2 separate regions of the Homo sapiens genome follow, and region 2 is linked to region 1. Evidence: read pairs that join two places in POLR2A ChIA-PET (ENCODE). Cell type or tissue: MCF 10A. All regions are shown on one strand. Links, peaks and the distances in the headings refer to the core of each region. The heading gives the core; the rest is flanking DNA. Region 1 overlaps COG7 (component of oligomeric golgi complex 7). Region 2 has its middle 44 kb from the start of SCNN1B.

Region 1 (4,000 bases), core at 1-4,000:
TGTTGAGAGGAATTATTGTAGTACAGAGAAATTCCAACACCAGAAATCAGCATCCTTCTCTTCCCCCAGCCTTGGGGAAAAATGATGAATTTGTTAACACTTCAAGCTGAAATTTACAGTAGCTGTTGTTATTAGTGAGGTAAGTGGCCACTTGCTTACTTTGGGTGAAAGATTATACTAAGTACATGAAAGAAAAAAATGATTTATTTTACCATCTGTGTACCTCTTATAAAGGGACGCCAGTCCAGGCACAGTGGGTCACGCTTGTAATCCCAGCACTTTGGGAGGCCGAGGTGGGCGGATCACCTGAGGTCAGGAGTTCAAGACCAGCCTGGCCAACATGGTAAAACCCCGTCTCTACTAAAAATACAAAAAAAATTAGCCAGGTGTGGTGGTGGGCACTTGTAATCCCAGCTACTCGGGAGGCTGAGGCAGGAGAATTGCTTGAACCCAGGAGGCGGAGGTTGCAGTGAGCCGAGATTGCACCATTGCACTCCAGCCTGGGCAACAAGAGCAAAACTCTGTCTCAAAAAAAAAAAAGAAAAAAGAAAAAAGGAACACCAAACTAATAATGGATGTTTACACTTACACAGCCAAACCATATTGAATGTTTGGAAAGAAGGGCATGATCATCCTGTAGTTCTCTGGTCTGGGTAGATTTTCGAGTCTGTGTTAACTTCTGGACACTACACCCTGAAAGGAGCCCGCTGTTACGTAGACATGTGTGAGGCCAGATTGAGAAGCTCTTGCTTTGATAGTCTCCTGACTTTTAGTTTACAGAGTTAATTAACAGTGACAGGAATGTCATGGAATGAATATGTAGCAGGAAGAAAAAAAAAACAACAACAGGCAGAAAGACCTTTTAAAAACATATATTATCATTTTGAAACCTGAAAAGTCAACCCCCTTATTTTGAAACAAAACACATACTTAACCTTAAAACACAAAACAATGAATTACAATAGAAATAGGAAACAGTGGTCTAAAATACACTCTTGGCATCACGTGGATATCTGACAAACACATGACCAAGACTGTGCTAATTGTGGGCATGTCCTAAATGTCTTTTAGGACAATTGCAAATGACCTTTTGCAATTCCCCACCAGCCAAGGTTTTGTCTATCTTTAGTTTCAAGAGTTTATATTATGAAAACAATATAGTTTTTTCTCCAAAGTAATTTATAGTTATAAATGGCTTTTTTTCAAACAGAATTCCTTTCTTCTTCTGGTTAAATTATCTAGGAGGGAGAGAATCAGATCCAAATCCAGAAGACAGGTTTTTTTTTTTTTTTTCTGAGACAGAGTCTCTTTTTTTTTGAGACAGAGTCTGCCCAGGCTGCAGTGCAATGGCATGATCTTGGCTCACTGCAACCTCCGCCCCCGCCGAGTTCAAGTGATTTTCCTGCCTCAGCCTCCCGAGTAGCTGGGATTACAGGTGCCTGCCACCATCCCCGGCTAATTTTTGTACTTTTAGTAGGATAGGGCTTCACCATGTTGGCCAGGCTGGTCTTGAACTCCTGACCTCAGGAGATCCATCCGCCTCGGCCTCCCAAAGTGCTGGGATTACAGGTGTGAGCCACTGTGCCTGGCCTCAGAAGACAGGATTTGAATTCTTGCTTGGCCCCACACATTCTGACACTAGTATCTTACTGGTTTTTCACCTATGAACAGTAATAATACTTATATTTACACAATGCTTCAAATTTTACAAAGCATTTTGATATCCATTACTTCATTGGAGATAGAGATTGTGTTGAATGCATTTCAAAAATATTGAGGTCATTATAAGAAGGATGAATCTATAATCTATATGCAAGCTACCAGTGATTCTTTTTTAGGGTACTGCCATAACAAGCATCGCCACATACTAGAAAGATCAGACTTGGGATCACCCGAGGTCTAGCAATTTTGTCTCTCTGCCGTTTGCCTTCACACAAATGTACCCATAAAGTAATAACCCGTATGTGTCAATGTCAGGCTAACAGCGCTTTCTTTTGTTTCAGATCGGGCAGTACATCATGTCCCTCCCCCTGAATCTTGAGCCATTTGTGACTCAGGAGGACTCTGCCTTAGAGTTGGCATTGCACGCTGGAAAGCTGCCATTTCCTCCTGAGCAGGGTAAGCGGGGACCGTTTCTGGCGATGTTACAAGTCAAGCTGTCAGTTTCCAGGGTAGAAACTCCAGATGACACCTTATCCTTGGGCTCATTTGTCACCAAGTCCTGTTTTTTTTTAACCTTCTAACATGTACTTTTTGTACACATGCTGTATCTAAAACAATATCACAACTTGAAAAATCTATAACCACATCCCACTGCGGAACGCACTGGTATTTCCACTTTCGCTTGTGCCTTCTGGCTCTGCTCTGTAAGCAGATGGTATTTTGTATGTAACTTTGTATTCTGTATTATTGTTATTATTGAGACAGAGTCTTGCTGTGTCACCTAGGCTGGAGTGCAGTGGCGCGATCTTGACTCACCACAACCTCCGCCTCCTGGGTTCAAGCAATTCTCCTGCCTCAGCCTCCTGAGTAGCTGGGACTACAGGCGCGCACCACCACGCCTGGCTAATTTTTGTATTTTTAGCAGAGACGGGGGTTTCACCATGTTGGCCAGGCTGGTCTCGAACTTCTGACCTCAAATGATCCGCCTGCCTCATCCTCCTAAAGTGCTGGGATTACAGGCATGAGCCACTGCACCTGGCCCTAAGATGTAACTGTTTTCGGTTTCCTGTGTTTGCCATTGAGATCAGAAGCTTCCTGGTACTTTGGTGCATTCAGCAGCTACTGCAGGCCTGTGTTTTCCTTGGTGACCTCCTTTTCTTTTCAGGGGATGAATTGCCCGAGCTGGACAACATGGCTGACAACTGGCTGGGCTCGATCGCCAGAGCCACAATGCAGACCTACTGTGATGCGATCCTACAGATCCCTGAGCTGAGCCCACACTCTGCCAAGCAGCTGGCCACTGACATCGGTGGGTCCCCACAAGACAGGCGGTGGGAGGGACAGCTCTTGCCTGCTGCATCTGTCAGTTTCTCCTTTGCCCTCCAGGAATCTCATCCCAAGTCTTCCCTTAGCTTCAGCTGTGGATTTGGCTCTGAAGCTGGTTGAAAATTCAGGTTCTCCAGGCCCTGCCCCAGAGATTCTGACTTAGCAAGACCGGGCTGAAGCTCAGACATCTATGTTTTCGAAGAGGACTTGAGAACCGTTGAGGGGAGCTTCAGTGAGATAAGATTCAGCGAGTCCTGCAGCCTGGCCCCACCTGGCCCGCTCCATTTGTGCCATAATTCCCAACCAGTGTTTAATGAGCTCTTACTGCATACCAGGCATGCCTGGCGCTGGACCAAGCACTCGCACCCATCGTCTTATGTAATTCCAAACTCCCCTGTGAGGTGGGTGCTCTCTTCTCCATCATACCGATAGGGAACGGAGGCCCAGGGCAGTTCCATAACAAGGCCATGTGGCCAGGGTCACTTTGTGGTCTCCATCCAGATAGCATCCTGCCTGCCAAGTCAGTGGGCGTGTCCCCTTTGCTCCTGCCTGCCCTCTTCACTGGAGGGCCTCACTGCCCAGGTGTACTCTGAGCATGGGGCTACTGCTGGCAGGTGGCAGGGAGTCTCCCCAGTCTCTTGATGCCATTCCAATACCTTGTCTGCTCTTTAGCCTAACGCACCTCTCGGGGTGGTCAGGAGAGCGGGTGGTAGAAGCCTGAAAGATCAGCTCCCTGGGGACACAGCCAGAGCTTCGTCCTCAGTGACCACAGGGCTGAGCCAGGCTCAACCGGCTTCTGGCTCTTGTTTTGCAGAAGAAGAACTAGAAGCAAGGTGCTTTCCTCCGGGTCCCAGAGCTGTTAGTGATGGAGCCAGGCCTGGGATCCAGCTTTCCTGAGTTCCTGACCCCTGCTCATTTCATAGTCAGCTCTCAGCACTTACCAGAGGAACAGGCAGCCTTTTGGCTACTGCCCTTCAGAGAAAGAGAGATGAGAGAATTCAAATGCGTGTTG
Region 2 (16,666 bases), core at 5,993-9,992, 130 kb after region 1:
CTGGTCTCCTGTGATCAGCCCACCTCAGGCTCCCAAAGTGCTGGGATTACAGGCATGAGCCACCATGCCTGGCCTAATTTTTTTTATTTTTTTGTAGAGACGAAGTCTTGCTATGTTGTCCAGATTGGTCTCAAACTCCTAGGCTCAAGCAATCTTCCCATCTCTGTCTTCCAAAGTGCTGGGATTATAGGTATGGGCCATCCCTCCTGGCGCATATATATATATGTAAAAGAGGGTCTTACACTGTTGTGTAGGCTAGCGTACAGTGGCTATTCACAGGTGTCAGGCACTGATGGTGGTAGCTGGGAGAATGGAGAGAAGACAGACTCTAGGGACATCCAGGGGACTAAAGCAACAGATCTTGGTTATTGGTCTGGGATATCCAGGATATTGGCAGTAGAGTGAAGGAGGGTATTGAAGCCAGCCTCCCTCCAGGAATCCTTGGACTTGTTTTAAAGACTTTTTCTGTGAATAGCTGGTGCCCTGATGTGGACCAAACAGCCTAGAAAGTTGCCTGCAACCAGTTTGGCCACGAAAATGACCTTAAGCTGATCTTGCCTCCTGGCTCACCTGTTTCCACATCCTAAGATGCTTATTGCATAACCATAAACCTTTTGTTGAAAATACAGCTGGAAGATACAAAAATGTAAAGTAACTGTGCAAAACATTCCTCTGATCTCTTAGCAAAAGAGCATGTCTCATAAAAAGACCAGGGGTGGTGTGAGGCTGAGAAATCAGATGCCCAGAGCTTGTCACCTTGAAACAAACACCCTGATCCTCACGACTAAGCTGTCCCAAACATCGGATGTTCCTTAAATTTCCACCTGCTTTTTGCGTCATATTTTGTTTTGTCCACTGTGTGGAACAAAGGATGGATTTACCTACTCTGTGGAGGGAAGCGATTAGGGAGGGGTGGAAGAGCAATGCACACTGGTACTTTTCCAGTTGTCCTTGGTTTTAAGGAGGCAGGTGTAAACAGAAAGCACCAGATGGTGGTGGTGTAGTTTCGTGAAATTGGAACTTCCCCACCTCTGCCCCCAGAATCATGACAGTCTTCCTCTGGAGGGGACTTTGGCCCTGATGATAAGCAAGAAGATGGGGGAAGGTCGTTATGACCAGACCATGCGAATGACTAGAAAACCAAATTGAGCTTTAATCTCCATTGGTATCTCTGAGCCCAGGCTACAGCGTTTCTCATTGTCATCCCCAAACAAATGCTCAGATTGGAACTCTCAGGGGAGTTGTGGATGGTGCCCAATGGCTCATGCCTCCTGGTATCCATGTCCTTGGGTGGTCCCCTCCCAATTGGTGTGTGTAGGCCATACACCATGGCTCATGCCTGTAATCCCAGCATTTTGGGAGGCTGAGACAGGCAGATCACTTGAGGTTAGGACTTTGAGACCAGCCTGGCCAACATGGTGAAACCCTGTCTCTACTGAAAATACAAAAATTAGCCGGGCATGGTGATGGATGCTTATAATCCCAGCTACTTGGAAGGCTGAGGTGGGAGGAGCAATTGAACCCAGGAGGTGGAGGTTGCAGTGAGCTGAGATTGTGCCACTGTACTCCAGCCTGGGTGACAGATCGAGACTCTCTCTCAAACAAACAATTGGTCTGTGTGGCAGGCAGAATAATGGCTCCCAACGATGTCCATGTCCTAATCCTGTGAATATGTTCTGTTCCATAGCAAGGGGGAATTAAGGTGGCAAATGGAATTAAGGTTGCTAATCAGTTGATCTGGAGATGAAAGATTTTTCTGGATTATCTGGGTGAGCCCCATATGATCACAAGAGTCCTTAAATGGGAACAAGGGAGGTGAAAGGGTTATCGCCAGAGAAATGGCATCATTAGAAAGACTCAATGGGAGAATTTCTGGCTTTGAAGATGGAGGGAGCCAAAGAACATAGGCAGCCTCTAGAACTGGGAAAGGCAAGAAAATGAATTCTCCCCTAAAGCCTCCAGAAGAGATGCAGCCTGGTTGACACCTTTGTTTTAACCCAGTGTGACCCATTTCAGACTTCTAACCTCCAGAACTTAAAAAATAAATAAATAAAGCTGTGTTATTTTAAGTCACTAAGTCTGTGGTAGCTTATTACAGCAGCAATAGGAAACTAATTCAGCAGGGGCCACTCCATGAATATTTGTGGCATTGATCGAGTAAAAGGTCTCTCCTGCTCCAATCCATCCCTGTCTTGTTACAGTGATATCTTTCTAAAATGAGGATCGAATCTCCTCATCTCCCAGCTCATGTGACTTTAACTGTCTCCCTTTAACCGAAGAGATGAGTCAAAGCCCCTTCAAGACCCTCTCAACCCTCAGTCCATCATTCCAGCCTCATCTGCTTCCCTATTTATGAGAGTCCATTTGGACATTTTGCTTCACCACAAGTTGGCCATGTTCTTCTGTGCCTACGTGCATTTTATTTTATTTGAAATAATTTTTTTTGTAGAGATGGAGTCTTGCTACGTTGCCCAGGCTGGTCTTGAACTCCTGGGCTCAAGAAATTCTCCCACTTCGGCCTCCCAAAGTGCTGGAATTACAGGCGTACCCACTGTGCTTGGCTCCTGTGTGCATTTTCATATGCCCTCCCCTCTTCCTGGGCTCTCATGCCCCACACCTGATGAAAGTCTCATCATCCTTCAAGATTCAGCTCAAATGTGACTTCTGGAAGACTTTCTCTAGCGACTCAGGTGAGAATGAGAAAAGAAAATGTTATTAAGAAAATCAAGAAGGTGTGGGCGTGGTGGCTCACTCCTGTAATCTCAGCACTTTGGGAGGCCGAGGGGGGCGGATCACCTGAAGTCAGGAGTTCGAGACCAGCCTGGCCAACATGGTGAAACCCAGTCTCTACTAAAAATACAAAAATTAGCTGGGGGTGGTGGCGGGTACCAGTAGTCCCAGCTACTCGGGAGGCTGAGGCAGGAGAATGGCTTAAATCTGGGAGGTGGAGGTTGCAGTGAGCTGAGATCACACCACTGCACTCCAGCCTGAGTGACAGAGTGAGACTCCGTCTCAAGGAAAAAAAAAAAAAAAGAAAAGAAAATCATAAGGAAGAGAAAATCTGTTTATTATTCATTAAGTGGAAGTGGATCATCACAAAGGTCTTCATCTTTGTCATCTTCACATTGAGAAGGCTGAAGAGGAAGAGGAGGGGTTGGTTTTGCTGTCTCACAGGTGGCAGAGGTGAAAGAGGTGGAGGAGGTGGAAGTGGAGGCAGGAGAGGCACGCACACTCCATGTAACTTTTATTGAAAAAAAATTTGTATGTAAGTGGACCCACACAGTTCAAACCCATGTTGTTTAAGGGTCAACTATATATAATCTATCTATCACCTATGTATCTATATCCTGGTGATCTAGGTTGTATCATAAACCTTCCCCTTTACCCCACTGCCCATATCCCAGATCAATAACCACAGTAATTTTCAGCACTCACCTATGCCCTGAATTGATCAGCCTGCACTGTACTAAGCCTCCTGCCTGTCTGCCTCCAATACCATTGGAATAGACGGCGAGCCACTCTCAAGTAGGGCTGGTGTCTTAGTTGTCCTTACATGCACTTAGGGTAAGGACCTTGGGGAGGAAACATCATCATTTCCAAAGATTAAGGACTAGCCCAGACATCCTAGTTTTATACTCATTTGATCTGTCCTCCAGAGATTTTTTTTTTTTTTTTTGAGACAAAGTCTCGCTCTGTTGCCCAGACTGGAGTGCAGTGGCATGATCTTGGCTCACTGCAACCTCCACCTCCTGGGTTCTCATGCCTCAGCCTCCCAAGTAGCTGGGATTACAGGCGTGCACCACCACGCCCAGCTAATTTTCGTATTTTTGGTAGAGATGAGGTTTCGCCATATTGGCCAGACTGGTCTTGATCTCCTGACCTCAGGTGATCTACCCGCCTCAGTCGCCCAAAGTGCTGGGATTACAGGCATGAGCCACTGCATCTGGCCCCAGATATTAAGTTAAACCTCTGAGTCACCTCTTTAAAAAAAAAAAAAGACAAAATGTAAATCACCTTTTCTTGGTTATAATAGTAATAGCTCATTCTTGTCCAGTATTTGGGAAATGTAGAAATCTATGCAGAAAAAAATAAACTCCTACCCACACCACCACCACAATCCATCAACCTATCTCCTATCATAATGGATAGGTAACATTTCTCCATCATTAACCCCACATACAGATGGAGAAATTGAGGCTTTGCAGGGTTAGGCGAGAGAGCCACAGTTTATATACTTGTGTCCTTCTGGGTCCAAGCCTGATGTCATTAACAGGCAGCAGGACTTATCTGTATGCTACATCTGTTTGTTTGGTTTTTTTTTGTCTGTTTTTGTTTTCAATTTCTGATGATCATGAACTGGACTTGAAAGGATGATTTGTATTATAGGATGCAAACCTAGAGGCCTCCAGGGGACAGGTGGGTTCCTTAATGGGCAAAGGGGCCAGGGAGGCTCTGATAAATATGCTTTCCCCCAGTTTATAGCTTAGCTTTTAATCACTTTGTTTATGATATCTTTTATCAGGTGTAAGTTGGAGTTTTCATGTCATCAAATCTAGGCTCTTTGTCCTTTATGGCTTTGGAACTTCCTGGAAAGCTTTGCAAAAGCCTTCCTTTCCCCTGGGTTATAAGATTACCTTCCTCTACTTTCCTCTAGCTCTTTCGTGTTTTTATAGATTTTTTTTTAACGTAAAAATTTAAATCTGACTGGTCTTTTAAAATATTTGAGGGTGGGATTTTTTTCTTTCTAAACAAAAAGTCAAATATCTCTATACTTTTATATAGCATTTTACCACTGATGTGAAAAATCACTGTTTATAATAAAGAAAGCTTTTTAATTACGAGAAATGTCAAATTATACAAAAGTAGCATAATGGTATAATGATCTTCTGACTTCAACACTTACCAGTGTAGGACCAATCTTTTTATTTAAATTGTGGGAAAATGAAACATATAAAATTTGTCATCTTAACTATTCAGGTATACAATTCAGTAGTGTTAAACACATGCATATTATCATACAACCAATCTCCAGAAAAACCATTTTTATTTCCTTTGTTTTTTGAGATGGAGTGTCGCTCTGTTGCCCAGGTTGGAGTGCAGTGGCATGATCTGGGCTCATTGCAACCTCTGCTTCCAGAGTTCAAGCAATTTCCAGCCAATTTTTGTATTTTTAGTAGAGATGGATTTTCACCATGTTGGCCAGGCTGGTCTTGAACTCCTGACCTCAAGTGATCTGCCCACCTTGGCCTTCTAAAGTGCTAGGATTACAGGCATGAGCCACCACTCCTGGCCTCATATTTACTTCCTAATAGCCTTATGCATATAGACTAGCTCTGATTTCAAAGATTCTATTTGTTTACTATTATATTACCACTAAACTGCTTTGTGTATTTTATTTTTAAGATTATCATGTAATAAAATTAACTGCGTACAGTTTCATGAATTTTAACACATGTATGTATTTGTGTAACTACCACCACAACTATCACCCCAGAAATCTCCCTCAGGCCACCCCTACATAGCCACATCCTCCCTCTGTAACCCTGGTAACTAATCTGTTGTCTATTAATATAGTTTTTTTCCAGAATGTCACATAAATGGAATAATATAATTGGTAACCTTTCCAGATTGGCTTCAATTACTCAGTGTAATGTCTTTGAGATTCCTCTAAGTTGTTGGGTGTATCAATAATTTGCTACCTTGCCAGGGCGTGGTGGCTCAAAGCTGTAATTCCAGCACTTTGGGAGGCTGAGGCAGGAGGATCGCTTGAGCCCAGGAGTTTGAAACCAGCCTGGGCAGCATAGTCAGACCCTGTCTCTACAAAAAATACAAAATTAGTTGGGCATGGTGGGGTGCATCTGTAGCCTCAGCTACTCATGAGGCTGAGATGGGAGGATCACTTGAGCCTGGTAAGTCGAGGCTGCAGTGAGCCGTGATCATGCTGCTATACTCCAGCCTGGGCAACAGAGTGAGACCCTGTCTCAAAAAAAAATAGTTTGCTTCCTTTTATTGCTAAGTGGCATCTCACTGAATAACTGTACCACATACAGCTGCTATATGACACTGTTTTAGCGACTGTGACTTTATAGTGGATTTCTCTATTGGGTATGGTAAGTTTCCTGCCCACCAACATTGCTCCTGTTAGTTTCCCAAAAGTGTCTTGGCCACCCCAGTGTACTGATTCCTGGGTATTTTGTGGACTTGGTTGCTATTGTGAGTGATTCCTTTATCCACCCAGTTTTCCAAGCTAGAAAACTCAAAGATATCTCAGGAACAATAGTAACAAAAAACTGTGCAAGACCCTTCTGAAGAAAACTATAAACCTATACAGAAAGGCCTGAATAAAGACTTCAATGCTTAGGACATGTTCCTGAATGTGGCAATTCAGTATTGGAAAGATGTTTATTCTCTCCAAATTAATTGAGATGCTTTGTAAGTTTGATTGATTTTAATCTCTCTCTTTCCCCTTCCTTCTCTCCATTCCTTCCTCCCTTCCTTCCTTCCTTCCTTCGTTCTCTCCCTCCCTCCCTTGCTGCCTCCCTCTCTCTCTCTCTTTCATTTCCTTTCTTTCTTTTCCTTCCTTCCTTCCTTCCTTCCTTCCTTCCTTCCTTCCTTCCTTCCTTCCTTCCTTCCTTCCTTCCTTCCCTCCCTCCCTCCCTCCCTCCCTCCCTCTCTCTCTCTCTGTCTGTCTCTCTTTCTTTCTTTCTCTTTCTTTCTTGACAGAGTCTTGCTCTGTCACCCAGGGTGGAGTGCAGTGGTGCTATCACGGCTCACTGCAGCCTCCACCTCCTGGGCTCAAGCAATCCTCCAGCCTCAGCCTTTCGAGAAGCTGGGACCACAGGTGCAAGCCACCACACCCAGCTACTTTTTGTATTTTTTGTAGATATGGAGTTTCACCATGTTGCCCAGGCTGGTCTCGAACTCCTGGGCTCAAGCAATTCTCCCACTTCAGCCTCTCAAAGTGCTGGGATTACAGGCATAAGTCACTGCGCCTGGCAGGTCTTTCCTCTATCAAGTCTGCCCTTTTCCCTCTTTCCCTTCTCCAACTTCTGTTTCTAATTTTACATATTTTCCCCTTCTACTTTCTTTTGATTTCTTTTGTTTTACTTTTCCTAATTTCTTGAGTTGAATGCATAGTCCACTTACTTTAGAATTTTTTTTTTATTAACAAAAGTATTTAAGGCTAGGCATTTTCCTCTGAATACCACCTTGGCAGCATTCTCCAAAACAGTTGATGTGCACTTGAATGGCATTACTTGAGGTCAGGAGTTCGAGAACAGCCTGGCCAACATTATGAAGCCCTGTCTCTACCAAAAACATACAAAAAAGTGGGCGCCTGTAATCCTAGATACTCTGGAGGCTGAGGCAGGAGAATTGCTTGAGCCCAGGAGGCAGAGGTTGCAATGAATTGAGATCCCGCCACTGAACTACAGCATGGGCGACAGAACAAGACTCCGTCTCAAACAACACAGAACAAAAATCCCCATATATTCTGTATGAATGGGGACTCATTCATTTAATGTGACAAAAACCTGACTCAATCCAGCTTAAGCCAGAAAAAGGAAACTTATTGGAATTAATTGATATTTATCATCATAGGGAATATTGGTATCCCTGTGTCCACTGGATCCGGCACTATGCTGACGTCCACAGAAGCTGTTCCTCATGTCTCCACCTGCTGGCTCTGTTCTCTGAGCTGCCCTTCCCTCCAGCCAGTGTGCAGTTCTGCAAACCTCTTTCCCAACCTCTCCAAGGAAAGCCCCAGCCCTGACTCTCCTTTGTCTGGCAATCATCAGGCCTAGAGAAACAGGGCTGGGTATAGTGGCTCACCCATGTAATCCCAGCACTTTGGGAAGCTGAGGTGGGGGGATGGCTTGAGGCCAGGAGTTTGAGACCAGCCTGGGCAACATAGTGAGACCCCATCTCTATAATGAGAGAGAGAGAGAGAGAGAGAGAGAGAGAGAGAAACAGGATGATCTGGTTAGGGTTGTGGATGCTGGGCTGACAGAACACCTGGTGTCCAGTACCTGGTTTATGTGGCCACCCTCTCTTCCTAAATACCTCTATAATCATGGCCAGGTAGGCCCATCTCAAAATTTTACTGTCTCCTTAACGGGGTATAAAATGTTTCGTCACTTCTTCCCAGCCTCTCTTTACAGCCTTGGCTTCCCGTTGTCTTCCTTTCTCCCACACCCTGTGTTCTAGCTACAGCAAACTACTCCTTATTTCCAAACAAATGTGTACTTTCTTTCTCTGCCTTCGTACATGCTGTTCCTTTGGCTAGGAATACCTTTTTCCCCCTTAGTCATCCTTTAAGATCCTAAGTCACGCCCGAGAATCACTTGGGCACAGTTGGGGCACTTCCTCTCTGAGTTCCTACCTGCTGCTGCTATTGCACCTTGCGTCCTGAACAAGACTAACTCATGTGCAATTGTCTCCCCTTCAAGACATCAGGACCGGGCCAGGCGTGGTGGCTCTTGCCTGTGATCCCAACACTTTGGGAGGCCAAGGCAGGAGGATTGCTTGAGCCCAGGAGTTCAAGGCTGAAGTGAGCTGTGATCACACCACTGCACTCCAGCCTGGGCGACAGAGTGAGATCCCGGCTGTGGGGGAAAAAAAAAAAAAAAAAAAAAGACATCAGGACTGGATCGCTGAAGGCAAAGACTGTGCCTGGACAATTTCCATGCAGCATCTATAATGTAATAGATATTCAGTAAAAGTCTGTTGAAAGAATGTGCAGATGCTCTCAGCTCTCCTGTACTCTGTATTATTTTACCATTTTTGTGCACTGTAGGTTTCTGTGTACTTTTCCTCCCAATGGCCAGTACCTTTGGCCTTCACTGGAGGGCTGCACATAGGCTGCTAGGACCTGCTTTTCCTGCATGTTCAAGAAAACCAGAAATACCTGAAAGTTTTCATGCCCCGGGGACAGCCCTTAACTCATGACTGACAGTGTGGGGATAGAAATCCTCCAGTTCCTTTGCCCTAATGACCCACAGTGTCCCAAAGCTCCCCTGGAGGGTCAAGCCTCAATTACCCTCTGTGTGACTTTACTTGATAACACACCTTTGTCTAACCTTCTTTCTCGCCCCATTCCCCTTCTCCACTTCTCTACCAATTTTCTCTGGGAACACTTATGAATCACTTTCACACAGCCTGGCTTTGTGGTGTCCACCTGCTGCCCGAGCTACTCAGGCTGAAGTGGGAAGATCTCTTGAGCCCAGGAGTTTGAGGCCAGCATGGACAACATAGCAAGACCCCATCTCTGAAAAAAAAAAAAAAAAACCACAAAACCAAAAACCAAACAACAACAACAACAACAAAATCACTTTCATATAAATTCTCTGTCTCAGATCCCCAGATCTGCTTTTGGGGAAACAAATCTAAAACAGAGTTAATGATTCAATGAACAGAAAGAAAAGAATAATAGCTGAGTGCGGCAGCTCACATCTGTAATCTCAGCACTTTGGGAGGCTGAGGCAGGAGGATGGCTTGAGCCCAGGAGTTGGAGGCTGCAGTGAGCTGTGATTGTGCCACTGCACTCCAACCTGGTTGACAGAACAAGACCCTATCTTAAAAAAAAAAAAAAAAGAAAGAAAAAGAAAAGAAAGAAAGAAAGGAGAGAAAATAATAATGAATCCAGAAACCAATAAATATTTATTGATCACCAACTGCATTGGAAGAAACAGGAGCAGGAGGAGGTTCTTTGCCAGGATTTATCTTCTTAAAGAGACAAGATTTGCACATTTAGAAAATGAACTAGTCTATAAATATATATTTAGTACATGAAATGAAATGTGAAGAGGACGCAGGGACATGACTTGAGAAGAGGGGACTGAATGTGAACATGGGGATGTCAGAGACTAATGAGACTTCAGAGGTGGAAGTGGGACTTGATTTGGGGTTTGAAGGGAGGATGAGATGGAGCAGGCAAAGACCCAGTGAATACAGTGGTGGGACCAGAGTAAAATGATGAGAGTTTAAGGCCGGGTAATGCAGACTTGGAATCCATTCAAATAAGTCTGGACTTTATCTCATAAGGTGATGGTGGAAGGTGGTCAACATTTATTTCTTCACTCAACAAACATTTATTGAGAGTCTATAACTTGCGGCACACCCAGACAGGAACAAGGTGTACTCTTAGAAGGGTGTTCCTTAAGTGAACTGCCTGTTCTGGCCACAAGAATCTTGACTGTATTTGTTTGTAGGATCCACCTATAATTTCTGGAGAGATTTTTTTTCTTACACACGCAGTTTTATCAGTTGTATATCTAATCTTCTGATTATAGGGGAAAGATCATCATTATCACTACAAAAATTCAAATATTTGGAGAGCTCTGCACCATGGAAAAGGAACGTCTTCTATCCAGAGAGAGGACTAGAAATCTTTTTCCTGTGTTTCAAATAACTTTTATTTTCTCAAATAGAACCTTACTTGATAGTATAATTTGATTCCATGCTTATATAATATAATATAATATTTAATTTTATTTTTATTATATATTTTTAAGACAGGGTCTGATTCTGTCACCCAGACTGGAGTGCAGTGGCATGATCTTGGCTCTGCAAGATCATGCCTCCCACTATCCTCCCACCTCAGCCTTCCAAGTAGCTGCGACTACAGGCGTGAGCCACAACACCCAGCCAATTTTTGTATTTTTTTTAGAGATGGGGTTTCACCATGTTGCCCAGGTTGGTCTCGAACTCCTGGGCTCAGCTTCCCAAAGTGCTGGGATTACAGGTGTGAGCCATCATGCCTTGCCAGGCTTATATAGTATTTTTATTTATTTCTTTATTATTATTATTACTTTGAGAGGGAGTCTCACTCTGTTGCCTAGGCTGGAGTGCAGTGGTACGATCTTGGCTCACTGCAACCTTCGCCTCCTGGGTTCAAGCAGTTCTCCTGCCTCAGCCTCCCGAATAGCTGGGATTATAGGCACGCACCACCATGCCCAACTAATTTTTGTATTTTTACTAGAGATGGGGTTTCACCATGTTGGCCAGGCTAGTCTTGAACCCCTGACCTCAGGTGATCCGCCCACCTTGGCATCCCAAAGTGCTGGGATTACAGGTATGAACCACCACACCCGGCCTTATATAGTATTTTAAAAGTAATTGTTATATGTTTTTGTTTTATTCTTTTTTTTTTTTTTTAATTTGGCCAGGCATGGTGGCTCACGCTTGTAATCCCAGCACTTTGGGAAGCTGAGGCAGGTGGATCACTTGAGGTCAAAAGCTCAAGACCAGCCTGGCCAACATGGTGAAACCCAGTCTCTACTAAAAACAAAAACACAAAAATTAGCCAGGTGTGGTGGCATGCGCCTGTAATCCCAGTTACTCAGGAGGCTGAGGCAGGAGAATTGCTTGAACTAGGGAGGTGGAGGTTGCAGTTGCGCCACTGCACTCCAGCCTGGGGGACAGAGTGAGATTCAGTCTCAAAAAAAACACAAAAAACGTTTATTTTAGATTTAGGGGATACACGTGCAAGTTTGTTACATGGGTATGTGGCTTGATGCTGAGTTTTGGGTATGACTGAACCCATTGCCCACGTAGTGAGCATAGTACCCAATAGGTAGTTTTTCAACCCCTTGCCCCACTCCCTCCCTTCCCACTCTTAGAGTCTCCAGTGTCTATTGTTCCTATCAACAGTGGGTTAGATAAAGAAAATGTGGTACATACTCACCATGGAATACAACACAGGCACAGCCATAAAAAAGAATGAAATCATGTCCTTTGCAGTAACAGGAATGCATCTAGAGGCCATTGTCTTAAGGGAATTAATTAATGCAGAAACAGAAAACCAAATACCACACGTTCTCACTTGTAAGTGGGAGCTAAACATTGGTACACATGGAACTTTTCTTGAATGCAGCTGGGCTCTCCCTTACCCTGTGGAAATCTGTTGGGAAGTAGAAAATCTCTGGGGTTGGTTTCGGGCTTGTGGCCCCCAGGAATAATTACCTGCAGGAACTGTGTCAGCCAACGTCTACCCTGCATTTCTGTTTTTCCCCAAGCCTTCAGTTAAATCTGGCTCAATACCTTCATTATGCTTCCAAAGGGGGTTAAGTGAAGTTTAAGCCTGTGTCTGTAATTGGAATGGTGTGGGGACCACAGAGCCGATGACTCAAGGTGAACCGCAAAGTCCTGAGCAGCCACAGTTCAGAGCAAGGCTGGGGGCACTGGCAAGTGACATAAGAATGGAACGTCTAAGCATTCCTTGGAGAGTCACATAGGTCACACAGCAGACCGCACTTTCTACTCTCTGGGAAAGCTGGGGATTGTAGTCAGTACAGCTTGAACATTTGAAAAAAATGCAGCTTTATTTGGTAGACATGGTCTGGTGATGTCTGGAAAGCCCCTCATCTCATCTATTATATATTTTCATAGAGAATGTGAGGAGCCCTCCACAAAGGTTTTATCCATTTATAGAAACACCAACAGCTAACCAGAGAGCCTGTTTCTCTTTATCCTCTCAAATACTGGGCATTACCAAATTTTATTATTTGCCAATCCAATAGGTGAAATTTAACGAAATATATGACTGGCATATATTTAATCATTAGTTAAGTTTGAGCATCTCTTATATATAAGGTTTGAGCATCCCATATATATTATATAATATGTATTATATATTATATATTATATATGTATTACATATATAGCGTATAATAACGCATTAATATATTGTAATTAATATATGATCTTGGCTCTGCAAGATCTGCCTCCCACTGTCCTCCCACCCCAGGCTTCCGAGTAGCTGGGACTACAGGTGTGAGCCACAACACCCAGCCAATTTTTGTATTTTTTTGTAGAGATGGGGTTCCACCATGTTGCCCAGGTTGGTCTCAAACTCCTGGACTCAAGTGATCTGCCTGCCTCAGCTTCCCAAAGGGCTGGTATTACAGGTGTGAGCCATCATTATAATATAGTCCCCAGTGTTTATCATTCCTTTCCTATTGTTCCTAGTATATAATATATAATCATATATTGTAATATTAATATAACAATATAATTAATATAATATTAATGTAACAATATAATTAATATAATATTAATATAACAATATAATTAATATAATATTAATGTAACAATATAATTAATATAATATTAATGTAACAATATAATTAATATATTAATGTAACAATATAATTAATATTAATATAACAATATAATTAATATAATATTAATGTAACAATATAATTAATATAATATTAATGTAACAATATAATTAATATATTAATGTAACAATATAATTAATATTAATGTAACAATATAATTAATATATTAATGTAACATTATAATTAATATAATATTAATGTAACAATATAATTAATATATTAATGTAACAATATAATTAAGATAATATTAATGTAACAATATAATTAATATAATAATACAATAATATAATTAATATAATATTAAAATAATAATATAATTAATATAATATTAAAATAATATATTAATATAATATTAAAATAATATAATTAATATAATATTAAAATAATATATTAATATAATATTAAAATAATATAATTAATATAATATTAATATAATAGTATAATTAATATATTATTAACATGGTATAATTAATATAATATCAATATAATAATATAATTAATATATTATTAATATAATAGTATAATTAATATAATATCAATATAATAGTATAATTAATATATTATTAATATAATAGTATAATTAATATATTATCATAGTAATATGATAATTAATTAATATATAGTATAGTATATAATAATGTATTACATATATTATATATAATATGTATTACACATATACTACATATAATATGTAGTACATATATACTATATATAATATGTAGTACATTCATTATATATAATATCACATATATAGTAGATAATATTACATATATTATATATAATGCATGTACATATTATATATATACGTATTATATATATATTATATATATTTTGGAGATGGGGGTCTCACATGTTGGCCAGGCTGGAGGGCAGTGGCACAATTATAGCTCACTGCAGCCTCAAACTCCTGGGTTCAAGAGATCCTCTCGCCTCAAACTCCTGAGTAGCTAGGACTACAGATGTTAGGAACCATGCCCAGCTAATTTTGTTTCTGTTTGTTTGTTTGTTTTCGTAAAGACAGTTTCTCACTATGTTGCCCAGGCTGATCTCGAACTCCTGGGCTGAAGCGATCCTCCCACCTCAGCCTCCCAAAGTGCTAAGATTACAGGTATGAGCCACCACGCCCAGCCTTTTAGTATATTTTTTAGTCATTTTTATTTCTTCTGGAGTTGACTGGTCATGACCTTGACAGTTTTGGTCCCCATTTGTTTGTACTTTTCTCATTGACTTGTAAGAGCTCTTGATATATAAACAATATCATCTATTTTGCTTGACATATCCTGCAGGTGGTATTCCCGGTGGAATATAATTAATGATCATGAGACTGTTTCTTTCAGTTTTTATAACATTTACTGCATCTTATTTTTTTAGCTGTAGTTTTAAATCCTTACCTTCATTCTCTTTAGACCTAGTTCTGGGCTTACTGGGGCAGAGCGCTCACTGCCAGTCCTGTCACATTAGATATTCTATGCATTCGATCTTCATTTTGGTTCATTTTCCAACTGGCTGCATTACGTCTTCAAGTAGATTTTTCCAGATGAGTGATAGTGTTCTGATACTTGAGTTATTCCACATTTGAGAATGTTTTTCAGTTCTCTTTACACATGAGCAATATTCTAACTGTGCATATAATTCAGCAATCTATTGATATTGCTCTTACATTCCGGATGGATGTAACAGTGGGGGAATGAGGAATAGAGGGAGTGAACTGTGTGAATCAGAAATGAATGGAAGATATGGCCAGGCGTGGTGGCTCACACCTGTAATCCCAACACATTGGGATGCTGAAATGGGTGGATCACTTGAGGTCAGGAGCTCGAGACCAGCCTGGCTAACATGGTGAAACCCTGTCTCTACTGAAAACACAAAAAGTAGCCAGGCGTGGTGGTGCCTATAATCCCAGCTACTTGGGAGGCTGAGCTGGGAGGATCGCTCGAACCTGGGAGGTGGAGGTTGCAGTGAGCGGAGACTGTGTCACTGCACTCCAGCCTGGGCAACAAAGTGAGACTCCATCTCAAAAATAAATAAATAAATAAATAATTAAATAAGAAGATAAAAAAAATGAATGGAAGACAGAGTTGGAGACAGAGGCTGTGGACAGGTTTTGGAGGCCCTTGAAAGCCAGCACAGAGGGCACTGAAGGCCTCTGGTCACAGGGAGGACATACACACAGACAAGTTTTGGGAAGATTAGTCTGGCAAAGGTAATGCCAAGATTTAGGGGAGAGATAAGGGACTTACCAGTTAGGAATAAACTTGGCTGCAAGATATAGAAAGCTATAAATAGGAATTCACTTATACCACATAATAAGAAGTAAAAGAATAGCAGGTACTAATTTGTGTAGCTGCTCATTGATGTTGGAGCTGATGTCATTGTGCTGCCCTTGACCTTTTCCTGATGGTCACAAGATGGCTGCTGCAGCTCCATACATCTCATTTGCTTTCAAAGCACACGATGGAGGGAAGGGGAAGAAATGCCACAACTCACTCATTTTATTAGGAGAGCAAAAATTCCCCAAAACTCCTGCACACACAGCAGGCTTCTGTTTATATTTTATTCACCAGAACTGTGTCATATGGCCATTGTATCTACAAGGGAGGCTAGAAAGGCAAGTTATTTAGCCAAGTACATTCCAAAGGAAAAATGGGGAATGGATATTTACTGGCAACTTGAAGTATCTTCTAGAACACAAAAAGCAGCAAAACGAGCACCACCAAACTAGAACAAAACAAAACAAAAACAAGATAAATTGGACTACGTTAAAACTAAGAATGCCCATCTGTTCACCAAATAACATCATAAAGAGAATTAAAGGGGCCAGGCATGGTGGCTCACACCTGTAATCCCAGCACTTTGGGAGGCCAAGGTAGGAGAATCGCTTGAGCTCAGGAGTTTGGGACCAGCCTAGGCAACATGGTGAAACCCCATCTCTGCAAAAATTAGAAAAATTAGCCGGGCATGGTGGTGTGCACCTGTAGTCCCAGCTACTCAGGAGGTAGAGTTGGGAAGATTGCTTGAGCCTGGGGGGCAGAGGTTGCAGTGAGCTGTGATCATGCTACTGCACTCCAACCTGGGTGACAAAGTGAGACCCTGTCTCAAAAAAAAAAAAAAAAAGAAAGAGAATAAAAGAGCAAATAGATGGGGGGAAGAAACATGCTGACAAAGGAAATGTATCCAAAATATACAAAGATCCACAAATCAATAAATAAAAGATCCAATGGAAAAACGCAATAGAAAAACAGGCAAATTGCGCGCGCGCGCACACACACACACACACACACACACACACACACACACACACAGTGTCATTTCACAAAAGAGAGTATCCAAATGATCTTTGCACATTTGAAAATGTACTCACCATCATTAGTCTTCAGGGAAATCCATTAAAAAACACACAAATTACCATCATACATCTACCAGTATGGCTAAAATGAAAGATGGAAATGACCAAGTGTTGATGAGGCTGTGAAGCAACTGGAACTCTCAGACTCTGCTGGTAGGAGTTAAAAGGGGTGTAGTCCCTTTAGATAACTGGTAGCATCTAC

Evidence for each region. ChIA-PET counts read pairs that join two places held together with the same protein. Peaks named below come from ENCODE experiments on the same cell type or tissue, not always from the same donor. Only the 100,000 strongest peaks of a DNase experiment are listed, where the experiment ranks them.
Region 2: POLR2A ChIA-PET joins it to region 1 with 37 read pairs; 3 of 35 experiments call an interaction of 5 or more read pairs at or near these places.

The regions. Positions count from the first base shown.
Region 1 is chr16:23,391,351-23,395,350 of GRCh38, reverse strand. It overlaps COG7 (component of oligomeric golgi complex 7), which reads left to right. Exons shown (of 17, transcript NM_153603.4): 15 at 2,004-2,118; 16 at 2,828-2,971. Among named protein-coding and RNA genes, the nearest start is that of COG7, 60 kb to the left of the region's middle. In MCF 10A, for the core only: no CTCF peak of the experiment used is centred there; a DNase peak (open chromatin) is centred at 2,070.
Region 2 is chr16:23,250,101-23,266,766 of GRCh38, reverse strand. No RefSeq gene overlaps it. Among named protein-coding and RNA genes, the nearest start is that of SCNN1B, 44 kb to the left of the region's middle. In MCF 10A, for the core only: no CTCF peak of the experiment used is centred there; DNase peaks (open chromatin) are centred at 7,736 and 8,286.